Linked DNA regions of Homo sapiens: region 1 is linked to region 2. A link is an interaction called in ENCODE POLR2A ChIA-PET data of the cell type or tissue named here. Cell type or tissue: K562. All regions are shown on one strand. Region 1 holds the start of LINC02093 (long intergenic non-protein coding RNA 2093). Region 2 overlaps HS3ST3A1 (heparan sulfate-glucosamine 3-sulfotransferase 3A1).

Evidence for each region. ChIA-PET counts read pairs that join two places held together with the same protein. Peaks named below come from ENCODE experiments on the same cell type or tissue, not always from the same donor. Only the 100,000 strongest peaks of a DNase experiment are listed, where the experiment ranks them.
Region 1: POLR2A ChIA-PET joins it to region 2 with 5 read pairs; 2 of 35 experiments call an interaction of 5 or more read pairs at or near these places.

What each region holds. Positions count from the first base shown.
Region 1 is chr17:13,305,129-13,309,128 of GRCh38, reverse strand. LINC02093 (long intergenic non-protein coding RNA 2093) reads left to right here and starts at 2,369. Exons shown (of 5, transcript NR_146885.1): 1 at 2,369-2,393. It overlaps LOC124904097 (a long non-coding RNA gene), which reads right to left and starts at 1,882. Exons shown (of 2, transcript XR_007065972.1): 1 at 1,270-1,882. In K562, a CTCF peak has its summit at 2,371 (motif pointing left); a DNase peak (open chromatin) is centred at 2,328.
Region 2 is chr17:13,576,675-13,580,674 of GRCh38, reverse strand. The region is part of intron 1 of HS3ST3A1 (heparan sulfate-glucosamine 3-sulfotransferase 3A1); the gene reads left to right. Among named protein-coding and RNA genes, the nearest start is that of HS3ST3A1, 23 kb to the left of the region's middle. In K562, no CTCF peak of the experiment used is centred here; no DNase peak of the experiment used is centred here.

The DNA of each region.
Region 1 (4,000 bases), 270 kb after region 2:
TTCCTTCTACTTGACTGATTCAATGTTCTGCACAGCCTATGTCCAGTTCACTTCTTTCATGACATTTTAAAATACAACCAGCTTAGCAAGGCTGTAGAGAAAAGGGAATGCTTATGCACTGTTGGTGAGAATGTAAATTAGTCCAGCCACTGTGGAAAGCAGTTTGGCAATTTCTCAAAGAACTTAAAACCGAACTACAATTTGACCCAGAATTACTGGGTATATACCCGAAAGAAAGCAAATCATTCTAACCAGAGAGACACATGCACTCACATGTTTATCACAGCACTATTCAAAATAGCAAAGACATGGAATCAACCTAGGTGCTCATTAACAGTGAATTGGATAAAGAAAATATGCTATATACATCATGGAATACTATGCATCTGCAAAAATAATGAAATCATGTCCTCTGCAGCAACATGGATGTGGCTGGAGGCCATCCATGGAGGCTTAGGCTTATTGTAAGCAAATTAACCCAAGAAGAGAAAACCAAATGCTGCATGTTCTTACTTATAAGTGAGAACTAAACATTGGACATAAAGACGGCAACATGGCCAGGTGCAGTGGCTCACGCCTGTAATCCCAGCACTTTGGGAGGCCAAGGTGGGTGGATCACGAGGTCAAGAGATCGAGACCATCCTGGCCAACATGGTGAAACCCTGTTTCTACTAAAAATACAAAAATTGTCTGAGCGTGGTGGCGTGCACCTGTAGTCTCAGCTACTCGGGAGGCTGAGGCAGAAGAATCACTTGAATCTGGGAGGCTGAGGTTGCAGTGAGCCAAGATCGCATCACTGCACTCCAGCCTGGCGACAGAGTGAGACACTGTCTCAAAAAAAAAAAAAAGATGGCAACCCTACACACTGGGGAATACTGGGTATTGGGGCAAGGGTTGAAAACTACTGGGTACTATCCTCAGTACTTAGGTAGCAGTATCATTGGTACCCCAAACCTCAGCATCATGCAATATCCTTAGGTAAAAAGCCTGCACATGTACCCCCTGAGTTTAAAACAAAAGTTGATTAAAATAAAACAAAATTCTGACTTCAGATCTGTATCTTTTCATAACTGTCGACTCTAGCTCCACAGATGCCACATCCTCTCAGACTTGGTCAAAAATATCAATTACAGTTTTTCTGATACTTTATTCTATCTCATGTTAGGAATTTCACTTCACAGTCTTTATTTGCTGGGTTTCTCGGGTCGTTTCCCTTCTTCGGCAGAATCTTTTCTTTGTCTGTGTTTATCTTTTTCTCTGTTTACTTACCCTTACAGAGTGTGTTTAAAATGGGTTCCGTCTGAATCACTCTAACTATAATACTTTTACATCTCTCAGATCCAGGAAAAAGAAGGATGAAAAATCTGGTAGTGCTTTGCTGAAATTGAGATCTGCTTTTCAGTAAGCAGTAGAAAACAGCAAGTGGGGGCACTGCCTTCTGCTGCAGGTTACACTCCTGGGTTTGCTGTAGAGTGAGAAGTCAGCTGGACCAGCACCTCCTGCAATACTGGTTCCATCCCTGCCAGGTGTAGGTCAAGAATGAGTGCCACACCTGGCTTCTCTACCCGGGATGATCTCTTGCACTTTGAGCTTTTGCCAAAGGTACGATCAAGGCTCTTCTTTCCCTGGGACAAATCTGTCCAAGCTCAGGAGTCGTTTCCAGATAACATGGAGTTCTTCCCGAGGACCTTCAACTTATGCCTCAGCCAGGCATTTCCTTCAAGCAGTGAAGCCCATTAGCGAATCCCTTCTCTTCGCTTCGTGTTGTAAACGTGCCTTACAATTTCCGCCATATTGATGGCAACCCTCAATAACTTCTAAGTTTGGGCCAGGCGCGGTGGCTCATGCCTGTAATCCCAGCACTTTGGGAGGCCGAGGCGGGTGGATCATGAGGTCAGGAGTTCGAGACCATCCTGGCTAACACGGTGAAACCCAGTCTCCACTAAAAATACAAAAAAAAATTAGCCGGGCGTGGTGGCAGGTGCCCGTAGTCCCAGCTACTCGGGAGGCTGAGGCAGGAGAATGGCGTGAATCTGGGAGGCGGAGCTTGCAGTGAGCCGAGATCACGCCACAGCACTCCAGCTTGGACGACAGAGTGAGACTGTCTCAAAATAATAATAATAATAATAATAATAATAATAATAATAATAATAATTGCTAAATTTGGTAAAGATTTTTCTCTGTTCATTCTTGGCTACATAAACGGGAAAGTAAAGACAGCCATCTTGACCCAAATGTTCTTTAGAGAATATCGCGTTCATTGCCCTTACTTCATCCGTGGGCCGGAAGTTATGTAACCCATGTGGTGATTATTACTCATCCCTGTAGAAACAGTGTGAATGGTCTAAGATTCCTTTGCACTATGGCTCCCCCTTCTGGTTCTGCAATGAGTAGTAAGTCTGTCCTGTACTTAAAATCTCTCCTCTAGAATACGGATGAGGCTTGAGGAAAGTGGAGAAATTCCCAGTTTGAGAAAGACACTGTCTATTAACTGGTTAATTCAGATTCCTAAGGATCTTTTAGCATTTCTTAGGAAACTGCCAGCAGGAATTTGAGTACGACAGCTCCACATCAGGGGAACTCTTCAAGTCAGCCTAGGGATTGTCCTGCCTTGGTATGGACTCTTTAAAAGGTCAACAGGGAAACACAAACCGTGTGAAGCCATGTCTAGATAGCACACCGAAAAGAAGAATATTTGCTGCCAACCTATAGCTATGCTGCCCTTGGAGGGCTGGAAAATGGCTTCCGCGAGTTTACGAGAAGAGGGAAACACTCTTTGTGATTGAAAACACACCCGCACCCACACACAATTTCTAAGTTTTCTTAACAAGATAAAGACGGGATAATTTAATACTCAGGGAATTCTTTGTTAATGATTCCATTCGTCCTTTATTATCATCCATAATGGTTTAAAAATTATAGTCTAATTGGTGTCTTATGATTTGATCAAATTCAACATTACGAAATTTAATCAATAAGAAAGGTCTCTGTTGTTCATGACTCTAAAAATAAACTTGATGAAAAATATGAGAATAAATTTGTTTCTTCCCTGCAGTTTATGGTGCTCTCACCATACATGTGTTTTCTGTTTGGAAGGCTGACCTTTACTTTCCTTGTCGCCTCAGGCTATAGTTTCAACCAATAATAATAATAATCATGTGGGTGTGAGTATGTATGTACCTGTGTATATGCCTTAGTTTAATAATCATTTCTATGCATGCACATCCATTTGAAATTACTGTCAAAATATTAAGGAAACACTTTGGGAATTATTAATTGACTAAAATAATGTTTTCCTTGTGCTAAATAGAGAAGGACTTTGCTTAATAAAATTATTTTGTTAAGGATGACATGCTCAGCGGTTTTCATTACGTGAATTGGGCATAGTTACTACTTTTCATGAAATAAGACACTCATTTTCTTTTTGGTTCTCGTTTTATTCTACTTTAGACTTATTTTGTAGCTTCGCCTCTCTGTACAGCCTGTCTATGGCAGTCTGTTTAAGAGAGTTCTGATACATGTCTACATGATTTGAAAATAATGATGTTTTGAAAAAGGAGTGTATTGTTTTAAAATATCTTTTTAAAAAGTAAACTCTATTAAGAAATTTAAGCTAATGCGAGATGACATTTGCTCCTGTTCTTAAGACTCACAGAGGACAAGGGAAGCTCAGAAGTGGTCACTCATATTTCCTTCTGTCTTCAAAATGCTTTGTAATAACAATCATAGGGCCAGCTGGGATGTTATTATAATGCGTTCACTATTTACTCTACATTTTTCAAGAAATGGTGCCCTAAATTTTCCTTGAGTATCCCCCATCCCCCCATTTGGTCCACATTGGCTAATCAGAGCACAAACTTCCTCTCCTGGTGACTGGGGTCTCCATGGCCGATGACTCAAGTTGGGCAATCAATAAATCCCTTGATTTTCATGGGAGTGGGCAGAGATTTCTAGAAGGCAACGTCACCTCTTAGGTTGAACTGAACCTGTGAGGCAGCCA
Region 2 (4,000 bases):
GTGATCTGCCTGTCTCAGCCTCCCAAAGTGTTAGTATAACAGGCGTGAGCCACTGCACCTGGTCCACTGTGTGTGTTCTGAGTCTTACCCCTAAAATCTGGCTTTAAGCTGGATTTTACTTTACTATGTTTTTCTTTTTAAAATTATTATTTTTTATTAACTTGTTTTTAATTGACAAATACTAATTGTGTGTATAAATGTATAAACAGGGTACAGTGTGATGTTTTGCTGATCTGATTTTAGATAACCTTCCATTCACCACTTCACAATAATTCACAAACTGCAACCCCTCCAATGCCCACTTCCATGAGAAAACACTAGGGCTTTTTCAAAGTCAAAGTGTCATTTTTATTTTAGAATTTCTGGATTTCTTAACCATCAACATGTATGGAACTGTGTTACCATTGTTATTTAGGTTCTTTTTATTTTTTTTAATGTACCACTGAGAAAATTTTAAGTGTTGTACCCTAATCCTATTTTCCTCTAAGTCCTGTGGTTTTTTTAATCTGTGAATTTTTATCAGCATAGTGATTTGAAGAATGCGTGTGTTGGCATTATAGCACAACAGACTGTATATGCTGCCCCTTACGAAAAACATGGCAAATGCAATGGCAAATGCAAGACATGGCAAATGCAAAACTGGTAGCCTTGCTTTTGTTTTGTTTTTAACCTAATTAAGATCATAGTATATGTATAATTTCTTTTTTCTTTTTTTTTTTTTTTTTTTTTTTAGACAGAGTCACTCTGTCACCCAGGCTGAGTGCAGGGGCACGATCTCAGCTCACTGCAACCTCTGCCTCCCAGGCTCCCGAATAACTGGGATTACAGGCAAGCGCCACCACGGCCCCACTAATTTTTGTAGTTTTAGTAGAGACAGGGTTTCCCCATGTTGACCTCAGGTGATCTGAGGAGTTCTGTCAGTCTCCCAAAGCATAATTTCTTATGATTTTTTTTTTTTTTTTTTTTTTTTTTTGGAGATGGAGTCTGGCTCTGTCACCCAGGCTGGAATGCAGTAGTGTGATCTTGGCTCACTGCAACCTCCGCCTCCCAAGTTCAACCAATTCTCCTGCCTCAGCCTCCCAAGTAGCTGGGATTACAGGTATGCGCCACCTGCCCAGCTAGTTTTTGTATTTTTTAGTAGAGACAGGGTTTCACCATGTTGGCCAGGTTGGTCTGGAACTCCTGAGTGCAAGTGATCTGCCCACCTCGGCCTCCTATAGTGCTGGGATTACAAGAGTGAGCCACTAGGCCCAGCCTAAATCCTCTTTTAAGAGTATCTCATAGTAATCATTACCCCTTTAAGGTACTTTTTAATTTGGGACTATTATAAGGGATACTTTTGATGGGAATCTTTGTTTGTAATGTTATTTCTAATATTGAGTAAGAGTTTAGAATACATTTCAAGAAGTAGAATCATAAGGTCAAAGGCTATGAACATTTGATACATACTGCCAAATCGACGTCCAAAATGGTTGTATGATTTTACACTCCCGGCAGTACTGTACCAATAGAACAGTGGTAGAGTTTCCACATCTTTATGATGCTGAAACAACAAAGACAAAAAATTTCATTAAAATGAAAAAACGTGTCCAGTTATATGAATGGCTTTCTTTTTTGAAAAGATACACAGTGCTAGGCATCTGGGAATTTAAAAATATATAATTATGTGATATGGTCAAGAAAATGTTCAGCTTATCTAGTAATAAATGTTTTCCTAGGTAGCTGCATGTTGCTTGCATATTTTGTATATTTAATAAAAATGACAAATTTGAGTATCTTTAATAATGAAAAATCAACATCTATTTTGAATACATGAAGTAATTCAAACAGTCAAATACTTGACACACCTGCAAATAATTGCTTATATTGACATGATCTCTGTAATTCCTCTTACTCAGGTAAGATTTTGTTATTAGGGTGTGTCTGGTGTTATGCTAAAAATCTAATCAACATTCATTCGTTCAGTATTACCAAGTCTCTTTCCTGTGGCAAGCACTGTACTGAACACTGGATATGTATGTCTAGGAGAGACTGGGCCCAGGCTTCAGATTAGATTGAATAAATTTTCAGACACCACTGTGGAAACCCTGACTTTTTTTTTTTTTTTTTTTTGAGATGGAGTCTGGCTCTGTCACCCGGGCTGGAGTGCAGTGGCACGATCTTGGCTCACTGCAACCTCTGCCTCCTGGGTTCAAGTGATTCTTCTACCTGCACTTCCCAAGTAGCTGGGACTACAGGCGCCCACCACCAAGCCCAGCTAATTTTTTTTTTTTTTTTTTTTGTATTTTTGTAGAGACGGGGATTTCACCGTGTTGGCCGGGCTGGTCTTGAACTCCAGACCTCAGGTGATCCGCCCACCTCGGCCTCACAAAGCTCTGAGATTACAGGCGTGAGCCACCATTCCCGGCCTGGAAACCCTGACTTTTAAAAAGATTTTAAGCATTTTTTAAAAGATTGCATGGATTCTGTTGTCTGGATGTCCCATAAGTCACTTAGGCAATCCTTATTGTTCAATGTTTAACTTGATTCCAATATTTCACTATGACTAAAACTGCCGTGGACTCCTTGTAACTAAATCTTTAATGCTCACCTATCATTATTTTCTTATGATAACTTCTCAGCAGAAAAAATGGCTGAGTAAAGTGATATATGCATTTTTTAAATCTTTTGACGCCTGTTACAAAATTGCCCTTTGGAAAAGTTGTATCAAATACTGTCTCTGGTAGTGTGAAGATGCCCGTTTTGATTGGGTTCTAGATTAAGAGCTATTCTAAGAATTCTTTTGACACACACACACACACACACACCAGAAACTGCTACCAAAATTTCTTGTCTTCTTTAAAATAGTCACTAGACTTAAAAGCTGGGGCCTGAACTTGATGCAAATGGTAGTCATATTGACTAGGATAATAAAGCACTTTCTAGTAGGGATCTAGCCGTGGCTTTGCCATTAATTAATTGGTGAACTTGTACATACTTGTGTTTTATCTCTGACTGAGTTTTTTTCATCTTCTAAATAAAAATGTCAAATTTGGTGATTTCTGTTGGTTTCCTCCAAGCCTACAGTTGTATTATTCTATATGTATTCTGTCCTGGATTATGTAAATTTTGACTAAGGAAAGCTTGTGGGTATGACTGTTGTCATGAATGTCCTCAAGCTCTCATTATTCCTCTGTCCCGGGAGGGAGAAGTTAGCTGTACTGGTTTCCTTGCCAGACCAAAAGGCTCTTCAGAGTGGAAGGCAGTGGGGAAGGAAGGTCTTCTTTCATGAGGCAGTCAGAAAGCAACCCCAGGAATACAATGAACTGATAATAGCTTGGAGAACTGGAGACTAGCAAGATTTCCTCCAGTCCTGGCCAGGCAGACTCAGGGTGAAGAAACCTTAGTTCCATGAATTAATAGCATGCTGAGTAGGTGTTATCATTTGGCTGTGTCCCTACCCAAATCTCATCTTGAATTATAGCTCCCATAATTTCCATGTGTCATGGAAGGGACCTGGTGGAAGGTAATTGAATCATGGGGGTGGATCCTTCCTGTGCTGTTCTTGCAATAGTGAATAAGTCTCAAGAGATCTGAAGATTTTATAAAGGGGAGTTCCCCTGCACACGCCCTCTTGTCTGCCACCATGTAAAGCATGCCTTTGCTCTTCCTTTGCCTTCTGCAATGATTGTGAGGCCTCCCCAGCCATGTGGAACTGTAAGTCCATTAAATCTCTTTCCTTTATAAATTACCCAGTCTCAGATATGTCTTTATCAGCAGCATGAGAATGTACTAATGCAGTAGGCCATCCTACCAACCAAATGTCTGTTCTGCCATCTAGTGCTAGACATGAAAATTGTGATTAATTGCACCATCCGGTTTATTGGTTAAAAAAATCATTAGGATTGTTGCTTGCTCTAGGAATAGTGAACTAATTTTTAGAATGTCCCTTGATCTCTACTGCTGGAGAGGCATTAATTAAAATCAGATGCCTCAGATGTTAGGTGTTATTAAAAGTTTT